Linked DNA regions of Homo sapiens: region 2 is linked to region 1. The links are chromatin loops, found by intact Hi-C in ENCODE. Cell type or tissue: sigmoid colon. All regions are shown on one strand. Links, peaks and the distances in the headings refer to the core of each region. The heading gives the core; the rest is flanking DNA.

Evidence for each region. A loop is a pair of places that touch in the nucleus more often than their neighbours do. Peaks named below come from ENCODE experiments on the same cell type or tissue, not always from the same donor. Only the 100,000 strongest peaks of a DNase experiment are listed, where the experiment ranks them.
Region 2: a loop joins it to region 1, with 9 times the contacts of the local background. A loop is called at or near these places in 1 of 110 quality-filtered maps.

Annotation. Positions count from the first base shown.
Region 1 is chr2:160,523,225-160,527,626 of GRCh38, reverse strand. No RefSeq gene overlaps it. Among named protein-coding and RNA genes, the nearest start is that of RBMS1, 32 kb to the right of the region's middle. In sigmoid colon, for the core only: no CTCF peak of the experiment used is centred there; no DNase peak of the experiment used is centred there.
Region 2 is chr2:160,451,043-160,455,444 of GRCh38, reverse strand. All of the region lies in intron 1 of RBMS1 (RNA binding motif single stranded interacting protein 1), which reads left to right. Among named protein-coding and RNA genes, the nearest start is that of RBMS1, 41 kb to the left of the region's middle. In sigmoid colon, for the core only: no CTCF peak of the experiment used is centred there; no DNase peak of the experiment used is centred there; H3K27ac peaks cover 383 bases.

The DNA.
Region 1 (4,402 bases), core at 260-4,259:
CAGCCAAATTCTACCAGGGGTACAAGGAGGAGCCGGTACCATTCCTTCTGAAACTATTCCAATCAATAGAAAAAGAAGGAATCCTCCCTAACTCATTTTATGAGGCCAGCATCATCCTGATACCAAAGCCTGGCAGAGACACAACAAAAAAAGAGAATTTTAGACCAATATCCCTGATGAACATTGATGCAAAAATCCTCAATAAAATACTGGCAAACCGAATCCAGCTGCACATCAAAAAGCTTACCCACCATGATCAAGTGGGCTTCATCCCTGGGATGCAAGGCTGGTTCAACATACAGAAATCAATAAATGTAATCCAGCATATAAACAGAACCAACTACAAAAACCACGATTATCTCAATAGATGCAGAAAAGGCCTTTGACAAAATTCAACAGCTCTTCGTGCTAAAAACTCTCAATAAATTAGGTATTGATGGGACGTATCTCAAAATAATAAGAGCTATTTATAACAAACCTACAGCCAATATCATACTGAATGGGCAAAAACTGGAAGCATGACCTTTGAAAACTGGCAGAAGACAGGGATGCCCTCTCTCACCACTCCTATTTAACATAGTGTTGGAAGTTCTGGCCAGGGCCATCAATCAGGCAGGAGAAAGAAATAAAGGGTATTCAGTTAGGAAAAGAGGAAGTCAAACTGTCCCTGTTTGCAGATGACATGACTGTATAGTTAGAAAACCCCATCATCTCAGCCCAAAATCTCCTTAAGCTGGGAAGCAACTTCAGCAAAGTCTCAGGATACAAAATCAATGTGCAAAAATCACAAGGATTCTTATGCACCAATAACAGACAGAACCATATCATGAGTGAACTCCCATTCACAACTGCTTCAAAGAGAATAAAATACCTAAGAATCCAACTTACAAGGGATGTGAAGGACCTCTTCAAGGAGAACTACAAACCACTGCTCAACCAAATAAAAGAGGACACAAACAAATGGAAGAACATTCCATGCTCATGGATAGAAGAATCGATATCATGAAAATGGCCATACTGCCCAAGGTAGTTTATAGATTTAATGCCATCCCCATCAAGCTACCAATGACTTTCTTCACAGAATTGGAAAAAACTACTTTAAAGTTCATGTGGAACCAAAAAAGAGCCCGCATTGCCAAGTCAATCCTAAGCCAAAAGAACAAAGCTGGAGGCATCACGCTACCTGACTTCAAACTATACTATAAGGCTACAGTAACCAAAACAGCATGGTACTGGTACCAAGACAGATATATAGACCAATGGAACAGAACAGAGTCCTCAGAAATAGTACCACACATCTACACCATCTGATCTTTGACAAACCTGACAAAAAGAAATGGGGAAAGGATTCCCTATTTAATAAACGGTGCTGGGAAAACTGGCTAGCCATATGTAGAAAGCTGAAACTGGATCTCTTCCTTATACCTTATACAAAAATTAATTCAAGATGGATTAAAGACTTAAATGTTAGCCCTAAAACCATAAAAACCCTGGAAGAAAACCTAGGCATTACCATTCAGTACATAGGCATGGGCAAGGACTTCATGTCTAAAACACCAAAAGCAATGGCAACAGAAGCCAAAATTGACAAATGGGATCTAATTAAACTAAAGAGCTTCTGCACAGCCAAAGAAACTACCATCAGAGTGAACAGGCAACCTACAGAATGGGAGAAAATTTTTGCAATTTACCCACCTGACAAAGGGCTAATCAGAATCTATAAAGAACTCAAACAAACTTACAAGAAAAAACAACCCCATCAAAAAGTGGATGAAGGATATGAACAGACACTTCTCAAAAGAAGACATTTATGCAGCCAACAGACACATGAAAAAATGCTCATCACTGGCCATCAGAGAAATGCAAATCAAAACCACAATGAGATACCATCTCACACCAGTTAGAATGGTGATCATTAAAAAGTCAGGAAACAACAGGGGCTGGAGAGGATGTGGAGAAATAGGAACACTTCTACACTGTTGGCGGGACCGTAAACTAGTTCATCCATTATGGAAGACAGTGTGGCAATTCCTTAAGGATCTAGAACTAGAAAAAAACCATTTGACCCAGCCATCCCATGACTGGGTATATACCCAAAGGATTATAAATCATGCTGCTATAAAGACACATGCACACGTATGCTTATTGCGGCACTATTCAGAATAGCAAAGACTTGGAACCAACCCAAATGTTCATCAATGATAGACTGGATTAAGAAAATGTGGCACATATACACCATGGAATTACTATGCAGCCATAAAAAAGGATGAGTTCATGTCCTTTGTAGGGACATGGATGAAGCTGGAAACCATCATTCTCAGCAAACTATCTCAAGGACAAAAAACCAAACACCGCATGTTCTCACTCATAGATGGGAATTGAACAATGAGAACACTTGGACAGAGGAAGGGGAACATCACACACTGGGGCCTGTTGTCGGGTAGGGGGAGAGGGGAGGGATAGCATTAGGAGATATACCTAATGTTAAATGACGAGTTAATGGGTGCAGCATACAAACATGGCACTTGTATACATATGTAACAAACCAGCATATTGTGCACATGTACCCTAGAACTTAAAGTATAATAAAAATATATATATAAATAAATTTACAATTTTTTAATTTAAATTTAGAATTTAAATTTAAGATTTAACAATTCCTTCTAATCCTTAGACTGTGTATAATTTTCCCAGTTGTCTCAAAAATATCCTTGTACAGTTGATTTGTTTGAACAGGACTAAAAACAAGTAAAACAAGATCGAGATATTGAATTTGGTTGATTAAAAAAAATAAATAAGTTACAGCATGTCATTCTTCCACTCATATCCTTCCAATAATTTGCCATTTCCTCAGAGTAAAAGCTAAAGATTTTACAAGGGTCTATCTCTGAGTATTTACATGATTTGCCCCCCACATATGTACTCCCACCTCTCAGACCTCTCCTTCTAATACTCTCCTTACTTGCTCAGTTCCAGCCACTCTGGCCTCTTTGAAGTTCCTTAAACATAGCAAGCACACTTCCATCCCAGAGTCTCTGCACTTGCTAGTCCCTCTGCCTGCAAGCTCTGACCCCAGTTAAAGACATGGCTCATTCCCTTACTTCCTTCAGATATCTGCTCAAATGTTGCCCTCTTGATAGGTCCTCAGAAGGCCCCACTCCCAACATATCCTTGCCTGCTTTATTTTTCTTTTTCTCAGTGCTTACCACCATCTGACCTACTACATTTTATGTATTATGTCTTTCTTCTCATTAAAATATAAGCTCTATGAGGGTCGGGATTATGTTTTATTTACTCCTGTATTTCCAAAATGTGGAACAGTGCCTAGCATATTAGATTCTCAAAAAAATAATAATAATAATTAGTGGAAAGGTTGAAAACAATCAGGAAAAACAAAGAATGAATGAACACCCCCAACAAAAAATGAGCTATTTGCTAAGAACAAGCCAGATAAAAAAATTAATTTATTTTTTAAATTAACTTTACTACAAGTTGAAAAACTGCAAATTGAAACAGTAAGGTATTTATCCATTAAATTACCAAAAAACTTAATAATCATCAGTGCTGAAAATGGGGCGTATTATCAAACCTTGTTGCTTGTGCTTAAACTGGTAAAACTGGCCCCGAGAGCTGTTTGGTATATTTATGGAAAGCCTTTGGAAAGTGTTTTTATCCTTTGTCTCAACTTCTGGAAAATTTAAGGAAATGAATGAATATTCACAGATTTGGCTGCAAAGATAATTATCACTGTCTGGTTTATAATAATATAAAGCGTCAAGAGATAATTATTATCAACACAAGTGTCCCTAGCCTTTCCCCACGTCCTATGGAGAAATTCTGACTTTGTCAAATTGTATGCTGGGCTTTAGTGCTGCTGAATCTGTTAAATGGATAGAAACAATACTAGAGAAGGGCATTTGGTGATTTTAAAGAGAAAAAAAAGACTAAAATCTAACAATAATTATCTTGGTGTGATGGGATTACAGCCGATTTTTACTTTGTGTTTTTTCTTATTGATGAAGAGAAAAAAAGCCCCAGCTCAGAACGTACATGGAAGAAGCTACAGCCAATGAACGAGACAACCACGACCACATAGTTGAACCCAGAAAAGGCTAATGACTCAACCACAGCCAAGTAGGACCAAAAGTTGGGAAAGAGTGTGGCTGAAAATTGGGGAATCATTTCTAGGTGAATATACTTAGCAATCAATGCATCCCAGTTTCCTACCACATAGAAGAGCTTGCAGTCAAGCTCTTAATGCAAAGCAAACTTATTTGAGGGTTCTCTTCTAAAGAAATGGAGCTGATTATCCAGGAAGAACTAGAGTATAAGTGTTGGTGCTCCATAGTGAAGTTCTCTTTTTTAAGCTTATTTCAGTGTCCACTTCTGACTCATAATAACA
Region 2 (4,402 bases), core at 256-4,255, 72 kb after region 1:
TCTTTCTTCTCACCCTTTCTAGTTGTAACATTTCTCTTGGTTTAACAAAATGTCACAAGCACATTCTAAAAAATGATACTGCATGGTATCTACTTTTTCTGACATAATTGTAACTTGAGCACATTTGTTCGCAACAGAGAGGAGTGTGACATTTCTAAACAAACAAAAATAACAGCCTGTACCATGTCTTATATTGCCATTTATAAAGCATCAGCTCAGGTAGAAAAGGCCAGGTTTTCAACTGAAGTAAAAATGAAAAAATTGAGTTTCAATTGACATCAGATACCGGTCTTTTTCTTGAAAAGAGGCTTTAAACTTTTTGGAATGATAGTTCTGATTAAACATTTAATGGCATGTATAATGTGGCATTCTAGGAACCAGGATCTGCATTGTAACTTTGTGTACCTGAAGTATACGATTCAGAGAAAGAGAGACAGCTACAGAGGTGGTTTGAATTTAACTTTTAAGAATGATCAGAGACAAATATTTGACTGAATATAATGTTTACTGATGGATGTTCAAATAATTATTATACTAAGTATACTGAAAAATCAAATAAATGGAGAACTTTTCCATCTCACTAGTAATTCTACCTAAAAGAAATTTCAATTGCTCATTTCATGGTGATATTTGAAAAACATTAATCTGATCCTGTCACTGTCCCAGCCCCACCCCCACTACCTAAAACCCTTAGTGACTTACTGGTGCCTTTACAAGAAAGTGCAGACTCTTTCACAGGACCAGCTCCTTAGAGGAGTTCTAGGTTGGCTCGCCACTCCTCTTCTTCACTGGGTTCCAGGCATGCTGGCCTTCACTTCCTTACACACGCCCAGATCCTTCCTGCCTCAGGACCTCCCAGTATATTCCCCTTCTTTTGGGACACTCTTTCTCACATTCTTTACATGGTTAATTCCTCCTCCACTTTCACTTTGCATTGTTCCAGTTGCTTCCTTAGAGAGGCACTTCCTGGTACCCCAGGACCTCAAAGTTGCCATCCTTCATGGTCTCCTGTTCTTTCTTTATATGGCACCTACTGCATTTTATAACTATGCATTTATTTGTGTGTTTCTTTAGTATCTTTAGCATCTTATTCACAACTGTGTACCTAGCACAAATAGTAAGCAGTCAGTAACTGTGTGCTAACTTGGTAAATACTCATGTAACATTGCATGAAAAGAGTAAATAATTGAAATGGTGTGTTGTCCTTGCATCCTTTCTATGTCTAGTTTAAACAGTCTACCTCTCATGAGGTTTCCTCAAAGAAACCATTATATGATTATCTTAATTTGAACAGTAACAACACAGACATTTATTGAGATATGATCTGGATGTAGCAACAAAGGTAAAGTAGATATGGCTTCTACTTTGATAGAACTCAGTATAAGCAGGAGATAAACATAGAGGTCATTACAAGGGCTTGTGTTTGGGGGTGAGGTGGAGAGAATAGAAGAAACGTTCATAGAGGAGATGACATTGAAACTTAGTGGGTTGGGAAGGAGGAGTGAATTTTGTTAGCTGGAGAAGGCTGGAAAGCCACTCTTAGCATAAAAACTATCATGAACTAAGGTAGAGGGGCACCAAAGTATATACTGGATTCAGGAAATTGGTGAGAAGTTCTGTGTGGCTGAGGGTGCTTGTGAAGAAGGGTGGGTAAGGAGAAGAGTGGTAGGAGATGACACGAGAAAGATAGACTGGATGTAGGTTCTGGGTCATTTGGGTGATTTTCCTGAGGAGCTTGGGTGTTATTTTGTAGGCCATGAAATGTTTGAAGCATGGGAATGAGAGAGCAGATCTGTGTTTGAGAAACATGATGCTGGAGTGGTGGCAATGCATTGTTGAGTGAGGGGGAAGTGACATAAGAGGGCAATGAATACAAGTCAAATTTGGCAGAAGTTAGGTTGTTATGGGGAGAGAAAGAATGAAGGGATCACTTTTAAAATTCTTTTTTTAAATTATGAAAGTAATGCATGCTTACAGGGATAATTTGGAAAATGCAGAAAATTATAAAAAAGAAAAGAACGATCATAATATGGTATGTGGAAAGAAAAGCAGAGTCAAGGGGAAATGCTTTTACGATGGTAAGGATGACAGGGGAAACTTTTGGAAAGGATCCAGAAGGATCCTCCCTTTTAGAGATCTCTAGTTTATTTCTTTTTTACAGGCCTTAATTTTGTCCATCTGGAAGCACCACAACCTTTTGGATCTCCAGGGTTTTGCACATATTTTTTTTTTTCTCTCTGGACTAGTTCCTCCTGCTATTCCCTTCTCTCCCTTTTGCCTGGCAAACTTTTATTCCTTATTCAGGCCAATAGTAATAGTAATAATAAGCATCATCATCATCATCATCATCATCATAACAGTAGTTACAGAAACACACAACAATCACCTATCCAGTGCTTGTCCCTGTGGTTAGTGCTTTGTTAATCCTTACGTGAGTCCTGTAAGGTAAGCACTACTATTACCCCATCCTACAGATGAAGATACTAAGGCATTACAAGGTTAAGTGACTTGAGCAAATGTAAATATCACAACTTATCACTTCCCTCACCAAGTCTGGAGTCCCTGTAATGTGATCTCATAAGCTCCTAATTTCTCCTGGGAGACTTTTATCATACTCGTACTTGTTTGATGAATGCCAGTTTTCTCTGCTGGACTGTAAGCCCTGTGAGAGCAGGTAGTACGTCTGTCTTGTTCTCTGCTATACCCTCCAGTGCTTAGCTTTGTGATTACGTGGTACAAGCACTTGACACTGTTGATTACCATTCTCGTAATAAGGTCATTCTAAGCCTGTTGCACTGACCTGTAAAAGTGCACACCTTGGAAGAGAATACAGTTGGCCTTCCATATCTGCAGGTTCTGCATCCATGGATTGAACAACCACAGATTGAAAATATTTTTAAAAATAAACAATGAATAACAATACAACAACAAAAAATATAGTATAACCACTATTTACATAGCATTTATGTTGTATTATGTGTTATTAATATAAGTAATTAAGAGATCATTTAAATATACAGGGGGATGTCCCTAGGTTATATGCAAATACTTTGTCATTTTATATAAGGAACTTAAGCATCTGGGGATTTTGGTGTCTTCTGGGGGTCCTGGAACCCATCTCCCATGGATGAGGAATGACTGTACTTATTAGCTCACCATGATAGCCCTGGGACCTTTAGATGAGGACTTTGGGATTTCCTGGGAGCTCAGAGGCCTCCATATCAATCTGTATCTTTTTTTTTCCATCTCCTCTAAGTTCCAGTAATTCCATAGAGCCTTCTCATAACTGATCTGATTTTCTAGGCCTCAAACTAGATCACATCCCCATGGAGATCCAGATGACAAGGACTCTAGTCCTGCCATGATTGATACTTAAATTCTTTGTACAGCCTCTTTAAGGGGTTCAAGTTTGCTTTTATTCAGGTTTTATTTGGTTTTCATTAGATAGATAAAACCTAAATATAAGATTTTATAATTTGAAAAAAAACTTAGATGGAAATAATAAAAGGATGATTTTTTAAGATACTGCTGCATTGGCCAGGCGCGGTGCCTCATGCCTGTAATCCCAACACTTTAGGAGGCCGAGGAGGGTAGATTACCTGAGGTCAGGAGTTCAAGACCAGCCTGGCCAACATGGTGAAAACACCATCTGTACTAAAAATACAAAATTTAGCCGGGAGTGGTGGCGCACACCTGTAATCCCAGCTACTCGGGTGGCTGAGGCAGGAGAATTGCTTGAGCCCAGGAGATGGAGGTTGCAGTGAGCCGAGATTGCACCACTGCACTCCAGCCTGACTGACAGAGCAAGACTCTGTCAAAAAAATAATAATAATAATAATAAAAACAGTGCTGCATTAAACGTTTTATTTCTATATTTTGTCTGGTGCATTGGGTTTAAGTAGATTTGAAAATTACTAATAACACACTAAGGTTATTTTACTACCAAAATGATAAATTATTGATGTTTACATTTTAATCCAAATATAGATTATACTTGTACATTGTAAAGGAAATACTTTTTTTGGATTAGTTTTGTACCTGTTGCTTCTTTATTTCATTTATCAAAGGAGATAAAAACTATGAAGGCACTGGAAGGTGAACACTCATCAGGGTTAATCACGGATATTTTGAACAAAACAACCAACACCCAAAGAGCAAACATTGGTTTAACACAAGCAGATAAATTTAGAGATCCTGAGTGTTTCTTTGACAATTAATACAAAACATCAAGACAATAAACATGTTATGATATTTTCTCTAGTTTTTATTTATTTATTTTTTTTTTTCTGAAGCATGGTCTTGCTCTGTCACCCAGGCTGGAATACAGTGGTGCTCATCACAGCTCACTGCAGCCTCAAACTCCTGGGCTCAAGGGATCCTCCCACTTCAGCCTCCCAACTAG